Linked DNA regions of Homo sapiens: region 1 is linked to region 2. A link is a contact called in ENCODE Hi-C or POLR2A ChIA-PET data. All regions are on one chromosome and are shown on one strand. The core of a region is the stretch at or near the end of the contact, and the rest is flanking DNA. Distances in the headings are between cores, read along the strand shown. Region 1 overlaps ABLIM2 (actin binding LIM protein family member 2). Region 2 holds the start of ABLIM2 (actin binding LIM protein family member 2).

Region 1 (4,328 bases), core at 1,298-3,797, 140 kb after region 2:
AAGAGGAAAAAGAAGAGGAGGAGGAGGAGGAAGAGGAAAAAGTGGAGGAGGAAGAAGAGGAGAAGGAAGACTTTTCGAAAGGGCTGAAGCTGCTCCTCTCCTAACAGGCAGCATCCCAGGTTAAAGGATGCTGAAGCATCCCCGTCTGTAGCATATCAGAAGCCCCCTGGGATGTGAGCCTAGCAGCACAGTGCTCCAGGTGGGAGCTGGCGATGCATTTTGTTCCAACGAAGCCTCACAGGCAGCAGGCAGGCATGAGTGCAGAGGAGGGAGAGGTCCTCAGAGACCAAGTCCTACCAGAAGGCTGAGCAGAGGAGGCAGAGCCTGAACCTGGACCCAGGAAGGGTCCGGACAGGTGGGAAGCCCTGGAGAGGACACTCGTCAAGGGGCGGGGTGCTGGGAGGGAGGGACCGAGGTGGCAGGACTCGGGCTGGTGTTAGAGGGCCCTGGGGGGCCAGAATGAGGTGGGCCAACATGGCTGTGTCCCCAGCTTCCCTGCGGCCTCAGGCCCCTCCAAGTATCTGATGAAAGCTGATGAGTCTCCGGACCCTCCTCAAATAGACGTGCACATGTGTCCACAGACTCTGGTTTGAAACTTCAGGGGATGCTGCCCTGTGGCTGGGAACTGGGGAGGGACAGGTACACTGTGATGTGTTAGATCCTCGGCCCACTGAGTGGGGGCTGAGGCAGATCAGGGGCCATGATTCCAGATAGGAAGAAACCAGCCCTTCCTGGCCTCCCAGGTCCACGAGCTGTGCCAAGAGCACACACAGCTTAGAGATGGTGCCTGAAGCAAACCGTCTTCCTCTGTTCAGAGTTCGTGTGGGTGCAGTTTTTAAAACCTGCCCTGTTTTGCTGCCAGTGGGGATGGGTCCAGCACAGCCGTAGTCGGTAGGAGGGATCCGCGGTGTCCTTTCCGGGCACGTGAGTCCAGTCTCCCTGCTGTGAGGCCCCTGCTGCCACCAGGAGGTGCAGGAGTCCACCGTGGAGCATCCTGACGAGCGTGACCTGACCAGCAAGGGTGCCACGGCCAGCAAGGGCACCTGTAGAGCCAACTGAGGCTCTAGAAGGTTCCATGCTGTTCTGGAGGGAGGTTGCTAAGGGAAGGGCAGTTATCTGACGCTCCATCAGCATTGACAGGCAAAATCAGCACCCATGCCCAAGCACGAGAAAATGCTCAAAGTTAGAGCCTGCAGTCCTTTCTACGGCATCAGCCTGGCTGGGGCCACCCTGCTCCTAGGTGACCTCCCGCTGCATGCAGCCCACCACCAGGCAAGAGCCCCCTCTGGGCCAGTGTCTGTCGAGCCCTCCTCACGAGTCCACTGTGGGGTCCCTGGCCAGTCCACCTTCAGGCCCAGCACATCACTCACCCACCGCAGAAGTTCTATTTCTGTTTCATTTCGATGTCACCGCAGGGTCCTGCTGCTCTGAAAGGCTGTGCAGCTTGAGGGAACGTTCTCAGGTGAAGAGCGCCTTACCCCTTGCAGCCCATTGCCTAGTGCTGAGGGGGCTTCCTGGGGCTGGCAGGTGGGAGGAACGGGGCCTTGGGAGTGTCTTCTGCAGGGAGCGTACACCTTCTCTCATCACAAGCATTCAATACCCTGCATCTGTCTGTCACCTCATTCCCCAAACAGGTGTGGGGGGAGGGGCGTCACCCAGGTCACCTCGGCCCTCTGGATGCGTGACTTGATAATCCAACCTTGTTCGCAAAACAGAATTATAGTTCCAGGTGAGCTCAGCAATTGAAGCAGGGTCAGAGGATGCTTTCCATTTAATTTGCCAAAAAGCAGTTGTATTTAAGAATGTGGCCAGGGTGCGGTGGCTCATGCCTGTAATCCCAGCACCTTGGGAGGTAGAGGTGGGCAGATTGCTTGAGCCCAGGAGTTCAAGACCAGCCAGGGCAACGTGGCAAAACCCCATCTTTACAAAATTAAAAAAATTAGCCAGGCGTGGTAGTGCACACCTGTGGTCCCAGCAACTTGGGAGGCCGAGGTGGGAGGATGGCTTGAGCCCAGAAGGTGGAGTCTGCACCCTGCAGAGCCGTGATTGTGCCACTGCATTCCAGCCTGGGTGACAGAGTGAGACACTGTCCCAAAAAAAAAAAAAAAAAAAAAAAGAATGTGGTAATGGATGGATACTACTCTTTTCTTATCTTCTGCAGCTGGCAAAATTTTACTCAATGGCTTTTAAAGGACAATTTTGATCATTTTAGTGCTTTAATCCTATTCTGAGCAGCTAATTTTTAGATTCTCAAGGAAAACAGCATGTTTATATACAAGGATAATTAGGAAGAGGGGCCTTTGTTTTGGCGAATTTGCAGTTGGTTGGATTCAAACACCAGCCAGGATGCAGAGGCGCAGATGGAGTGAGCCCCCTAAGGTGTTCTTAGTTCACCGCCCAGCCCTCTGCCCTCAGCAATGTCGCTCCTCTGCCTTGGGACTCTGGACAGACTTCAACTCAGGGTTGGATTAGCAAGTCCTTGGACACAGTCTGGGAACGTGGATGAGGCCCACACTCCTTCCCCTGGGCAGGGGATCTGGGCTGCTCCACCAGACAGGAGAGATGGGGCTCGCTGCAAATAAGCTTTTCATGCTTGAAATATTCTACTTTGCTTTCCCGTTTCCCCTTCTATCTGCTGCCTTTGCCCTTCCGTCTGGAGGCAGTGAAAGTGGCCGGAGCACCCCCAGCCTCTCCGTGCTCTCTGACAGCAAGCCGCCCCCCTCCACCTACCAGCAGGCACCTCGCCACTTCCACGTCCCAGGTAGGCTCCGGGACACGCTGGCTGGGCTCCTTACACTGAAACTGTCCACACCGAAACTGGCCACACCCAAACTGTCAGCTTGCCTTGACTCAGCAGGCGCCAGACGACACTCCAGGCTCCTCCACTGCTCCCCAGGCACTGAGATTTCTTTAAAACCATCAGACGGGTTTTCACAACCCCAAACCGATGTGTGTTTGAGTTTCTTCCAAATTCCCACAAACGGCAGGGAGATACACCTGTCCTCCTGGGAATGGGGTGAAGGAAAAGGGCTGTCTGAGCTGGCTACACTTCCCGGGGGACCACAAGGTTCCTGGCTGCTGCCCCATCTCCTGCAGATGAGGGTGGCATCTGGAGTCAGGGAGGCTTGATCTGGGGCCTGGGTGTCTGTCGCTCGCTGGGTGCCAGTTCCTGCCTGATGATTCTAAATCTGGGTGAGTGCTTGTTGCTTACAAAAAGCTGTAGAACAGAAACCATCACAACTTGCTGCTTACCCTCCTGTTCTCTCCTTTTTTTTCTTTCTTCTTCCCCAGACACTGGCGTAAAAGATAACATCTATAGGAAACCCCCTATCTACAGACAGCATGGTACGGTTGGATTCCTCCCGCTGCTGTGGTTTGCCCCGCATGCCTGTCAATACCCATCTGCTTCTGAATGCATCCTTTTGTTGTGTTCTGATAAATGCAGTGAAGGCACCACCAAGGCCCTTAGCAGTCTGACTATTAAATGCAAATTCACTAGCAGCCTCCCGAGAGTCCTGTTCTGATAAATTACGATGAAGGGTATGTCTGAGTAAGGAACTTCTGTGCGTTACGACGCCGAGGCTAATGCACATCAGCCAGGGCTTGGGATGGGGGTTTATAGCCAAGAGCCTGGTGGTGGCGCCTTCAATTATGCAGCCAGAGAGACTTTAGCCAAGATGGTGAGGGACAGAGGCTCCTAGAACCACAATCTGATCCAGGCCCGATCTTTGGAATATAGAACAAACTTGAATCGGTCGTTTATTCCTCAGGGAGACTTTAGTCTTGAGTTTTGAGAATTTCTGATGATGGGATGGGTGACCTTGCCTTCCGTTACGGAGATTTCTTGCATAAGCAAATAGGAGCTGACGCCCAGCTCTGCTCCACGTGAACCTGCCTGGGAGGTGCGCAGGGAGCAGCTTGCGTGGGCCATGGAGCAGGAATCGGGGCCACATGGTCTCCCCTCTCTTTCCTCCTGGGATTTCTGGGTGATTGACAGCAGGTTGCTTCACCATCCTGAGCCTCGGTTTACTCATCTGCAAAACAGGACCGATCCCCTCCACCCCGCCCTTTCCACAGGCTGACCGTGGGAACTTCATGGGATATCGAATAGGGAAGTGCATTCTAAACTGTAAAGTGCTGTGCACATGATGGGAATTGTATCAAGTCACTAGCGATGGGAAAAGGCATTTCCATATTAAACGTTCTTGTCCAGATGTACCTAAAGCAAATAGCCACATCCCACATTGACAACTGGATGGACACTTTTAGATGGAATCTCATAAAAAGTGTGTTTCCTGTGACTTGCTGACAAATCAGTGATCAGGTTA
Region 2 (4,791 bases), core at 1,953-4,452:
CACCTCTAAGTGTCTCCTAATCTCAAAAGAAAGCAGAGTGCCTGAAAGCGCGTCCCAGGGAGGCCAGGCCAGGGGTGCCTCCTGAAGCCTCCAGCCAGGGGCACCAGGAGGGGTGAAGGAAATCCTGCCCTTTACGCTGGTGCCTTGGAAAACTCTAGCTTTCCCCCTAGTGCTTCCCGGAATGAGAAGCCTGGGCCAAGTTTCTTCCCCTGTATAAGACTCCTCTCTGCAGAGCAGAGAAGTCCACAGTCCAGTGAAGCAGGCAGATTCTCAGGCAGGAGCGGTGCAGCCAAGGGCCGTGCTCCAAGTGTGGGTGTGGAAATGGGCAAATGGGGCCTGGGGCCTTCAAGGTCACTGCCTGGGGCACCCGCCTATCAGGGGCTTGATAGGATCCCCACTGAAATGGGATGGGAGCCCCCAGGGAACCTGGATAAGCACTGGAGGTAGAAGGGAGCCCCCGGAGTTCAGGTCTCTACCCGCTGCCTGCTGGAAGGAGGCATGGGTCACTGCAGGGCTTCCCTGTGTGGTGAAGGGCATGTGAGCTGAGGCTGGAGGAGGAGGGCAGGGGCTCCTGCTTCCATGTTGGTACCCTCCAAGGTACCCACCAAGGCCCTCCTCTAAATGCACGTTTAATGATTTTTTTTTTTCATGAGATAGGGTCTGTCACCCAGGCTGGAGTACAGTGGTCCGATCATGGCTCATTGCAACCTCCGCCTCCCAGGTTCAATCAATCATCCCAGCTCAGCCTCCAGAGTAGCTGGGACCACAGGCACACACCACTATACCCAGCTAATTTTTGTATTTTTTATAGAAACAGGGTTTTGCCATGTTGCTCAGGCTGGTCTCAAATTCCTGAGCACAAGCAATCCTCCCACCTTGGCCTCACAAAGTGCTGGGATTACAGGCGCGAGCCACCGCGCCCGGTCCCCTTTTAATAAACCTTTAAAGGACCTTGGTTTGACATATTTGGGGCCTCCCTGTGTCCATGAGCCCCTTGAAGACCCCCTGACACCCCACCAGGCCTGCTAAAAAATAAGAGGGGCAGCATTTTTCTAGAATGAATCTTGTGGCATGTGAAATGATTTCTTGTCTATCTTCTTCACTAGGACTAGAAAGCCCAGCACACTGAAGGTGTTTGAGAATCCTAAGGGGTATGTATGCACTGTGAGTTGAAGGATATAGAAACTGAGGCACACAGAGGGCAAGCAAGTTGCCTGAGGTCACACCTGGCCTGTAGTACCATGGACAGAGAACCAAGTCTGTTTCAATCGATTCAATTCAACCAGCAGATTCGCTGAAGTCCCAGTTCAGCAGACACGGAGCAGGAAGGAAAGAAAAGACCTGGCTCAAGCCCCACCCTGTCACTAACTTGCTGGGTGACTTGAGGCAGTATGTCTTTGGGCCTTGGTTTCTGCCCTTGTGAAAGAAGATGTTGGAACCACATGGCCCCGAGGCCCTTCCAGGTTGAGAACTGTTAAGGCTCCCCAGCCCCTTGTCCTGGGCTCTGGAACCAGTCTGGAATGGGGCACCCACATCCACCCTCTGGCTCACAGGGTCTTGGCAGAGAGGTGTGAGGGCTCCCTGCCGTCCTCACCAGGCTGTGTGGGGGAAATCATGGCACCCCTGGGAGGTTCTCAGGAGCCTTTGGAAACAGAGGGAGGAAACAGAGGCTGCGGGGGAGCCTGACCGAGAGCTCCTTAGAGGGCAAGTGGCAGCAGGGTGTACCTACGGCAGGTGGGTGCCTGGCCTACCTCTCAGGCTATGATCCAGGAGTGCCAGGTGCCAGCACTCTCCCCTCCCCTCTATCCTTCTCTCCGTTTATTCAACAGATATTTGCAGACTGCCTGCTCTGTGCCAGGCCCTATGTTAGCCACAGAGAATAATAATAGCAAAGCAAAGACATTTATTGATCTCAACTCACACTGGGTCATGGCACACATTAGTTCACTGATCCTTAGATCTGGCGCCCCCTCAATTACATGGCACAAGATCCCAGTGGACTGGCATGGGAACCCTGCGGCTGCGGGCAGAATCACCTAGCTGGGCCTCCTGGATTTCTAGGGTGTGTGGGGCTTGGCTGGTTCCCCAGGACTTCAGCTCCCCCACTGAGCCACTGTACTCCTGGCCTCCCATCCTGGCCCCTCTTGGGGGAGATGGCTGCTGCTGAGGGAGGGGGAGGAGTACCTGCTCCTGCCTCAGTGTTCCATTCAGTCTACATTTTCTGTGCCCAATCTTCTTCCACTTGTTGAAAGCATCTCCAAACAGCCCTGGCCCAAGCCAAAAGTCCTTGGCCTCTCTCTCCATGCCAGGTTCCCGCGATTCTGCATCCTAAATGCTCCTCCAGCCCAGGCCCTCCGCGCCTGGTGGGCATCCTTGTGTTTGCCGGCTCCTCCCGACCTCTCTGCAGCTCGCCTTTTGTCGCACCAGGCACACAGTGGGGACCCCTGCTCCTCCCCGTTCCCTGACTCCCTCTCCTGCACCCGCGTCCAGGCCCTGTGCTGGGCGCCTGATGTCACAGGGTAGCCGGTCACCGTGGAGGCTGGGGCCGGGGACTGCGCCGAAGTGAGCCGCGCCACCTCTCCCGGTGCACCCCCCAGCTGGGCGCCAGCCGGCGAGGAGCGACGGGAGCCTGGGGTGGGTGGCGAGGCGCGGACAGCCCAAGCCCGGAGGCAGGAAACCTGCGCACGAATCCCCACCAGTGCAAGCCTCGCCGACGGATGCGGGCTAATCCTGCCCGAGCACCGCCCCCGCCTCAGTTTCCCTCTCTGTAAACTGGTAAAGAAGAGTTGGCCCAGAAGGTCTTCAGGCGCCTTGTAGCTCGACTACTCAAGAAGAGCTGCACCAAGCTCGCTTTTCCCTGCGCCGCTCTCCTAGCGACTCCCGGATTCCGTGAGCGGCAGTCCCCACGTCGCCCCTCAGGCCGTGGCGACAGCTCTGCAGAGATCTAAGAACGATTGCGAAAGGCCTCAGCCGCCGTCGCCCGTCTGCGCCTGCGCTGGCCGCGAAGCGTGCTGGGACTTGTAGTCCGATCGCCCCGCAGCTGGGGAGCCAGGCGGAGCGGTGGCGTCGAGGTGCCTACACTTCCCAGGGTGCTCCCGGGCGGCAGCGGGGGCGCGGGGCGGGGCCGCCAGGAGGGGCGTGAGAGTGGGCGTGGCACGGGCGTGGCCTGCGCGCCGTGGGGCTGCGGCGGCGCTGCCTGGCGTGTGCGCAAGGAGCGGGCGCGGAGCCGGCGGGCGGGCGGAGGATAGCGCGGGCGCGGCACCTGCGGGCCCGAGGGTCTGGCTGTCGCAGCGCCGGGCCGCCCCGACTCCGAGCGGCTGCTGAGATGAGTGCAGGTGGGTGCTGGGGACCGAGGGACCAACGGGTCCCCGCGCTGGCTCGCGGCGCCGCAAGGGCTGGGTGGCATTCGGAGGCTGCACCTGCAACGCCGGGGAAAATCACCCAGCGGCTCCACCCAACTTTTGCTCCAGGATTTTGCAGCCCCGAGGGGCCAGAGCGCAGCCCTCTGCCCTGCGCCCGGAGCGCGTAGCTCAGTGGCGCGGGCCGGGGATCCTTTCCCAGCGCGCCGGCCGGCGTGGCTGCGCCAGGATGTCTGGAAGGCGCCCCTTCTTTGCTTCTCACGGGGGTCCGGGTTGTTCCAGGCTGCAGAAAGCGGTCAGGGTCCGCGCGGGGGCCTGGGGTCCGGGCGAAGGGCCGGGGCCCCAGCAGACCTAGGCACGCAGAGGTGAGATGATAGGCGGGGCTTTGCAGCTGGGGGCGCCGCCCTTGCGCCGCTCTGGCAGCGCCTGGGTTGGGGGCGTCAGGCCGACCCTCGGCGCCCAGGACTCTCCGCAGCAGATCTGGGGACCCGGAGCCCGCATGTGTCAGACCCGGCCCCGACCCGATCTCTGCGCGTCTCCAGCCCCTCGCCCCTGCGCGTCGCACCCCTGCCTTTCCCGCCGCACCCACCCTCCGGGATCTGACAGCCTCTGTGCGGGGCTGGAAAAATCCCACAGCGCTGGAGCCCAGCCGCGCCTTGTGCTGTTGGGGAAACTGAGACCTAGAACTGGAGCCCTTGGCGGTGAGCCCTGGAGGCGGCCTGAGGATGCCCGGATCTGAGAGCCTCCTGGGGCCCGCACCGGGCTGAGGGCTTGTCGTTGCATTCCCGGCAGGGAAGGGCTGTCACCCCATTTTTCAGGGTGTGACCCGAGGCGCACCAGGCTTGAGTCACTTGCTTGGCTCAGGAAGGGGGGGCGGGGATTCGAACCCCGGGCTCACTGACTCTTGTGCTCTTTCCTCTAAGCCTGTCGCGCCAGGGACTGCAGTATGGCCCTTGGCCATGGTGCAGAAACCAATGGGGACAGCCGCTTCCCCTGAGGGAGATCGGACTGGGGAGAGAATGTGAATTTAGTAAGAGCTTCCTGTGGGCTGTAGGCCTAGAAGGGGGCGGGGGCTAAGGGCCAGGGACTCCCCTCCCTGGGGAGATTGTCTCCCTCCCCCTCCAATCCAAGGAAGGAGGGACGGCGTTGCCGGGAGCCTTTGGGAGTAGCTGAGAGCAATGGCAGGCGGTTGGGGAGGTCAGAGGCAGAACCCTTTGGAAGAGGATTTCTGAAATGGCCAACCTAGTTATCTGGGAGTGGCTGGGGAGCAGGGCACCCTGAGACTTGGCAGAACCTCCAGACACATTTATCTAATGGCAGGTGGGGATAATGGCTGGGTGCACACAGAGTAATTTTATGCTTCTTGTGGCCATAATTGATACCTGTGGTCCCCCCTGTCATCAGGGAGAGCCTCAGAAGCAGTGCTGGCATC

What was found. A loop is a pair of places that touch in the nucleus more often than their neighbours do. ChIA-PET counts read pairs that join two places held with the same protein, here RNA polymerase II (POLR2A). Pooled maps may share reads with other maps.
Region 1: a loop to region 2 is called in a map of dorsolateral prefrontal cortex, with 2.1 times the contacts of the local background. The contact joins the enhancer-like site here to the promoter of ABLIM2 in region 2. A Hi-C loop is called at or near these places in 3 of 168 maps with a recorded cell type or tissue (dorsolateral prefrontal cortex, mammary epithelial cell and posterior cingulate gyrus) and 5 of 50 pooled maps. POLR2A ChIA-PET finds 5 or more read pairs at or near these places in 2 of 52 experiments (B cell and activated CD4-positive, alpha-beta T cell).

What each region holds. Positions count from the first base shown.
Region 1 is chr4:8,018,635-8,022,962 of GRCh38, reverse strand. It overlaps ABLIM2 (actin binding LIM protein family member 2), which reads left to right. Exons shown (of 21, transcript NM_001130083.2): 13 at 2,660-2,761; 14 at 3,292-3,345. Among named protein-coding and RNA genes, the nearest start is that of MIR95, 15 kb to the right of the region's middle. Within about 2 kb of position 2,547, at least 3 of the 41 ENCODE cell types and tissues checked have a DNase peak (open chromatin) inside an H3K27ac peak, as active enhancers do; they include dorsolateral prefrontal cortex, where a contact is called at or near this core.
Region 2 is chr4:8,157,224-8,162,014 of GRCh38, reverse strand. It overlaps ABLIM2 (actin binding LIM protein family member 2), which reads left to right and starts at 3,202. Exons shown (of 21, transcript NM_001130083.2): 1 at 3,202-3,335. The coding sequence starts at 3,326. RefSeq lists silencers at 2,596-2,655, 2,996-3,485.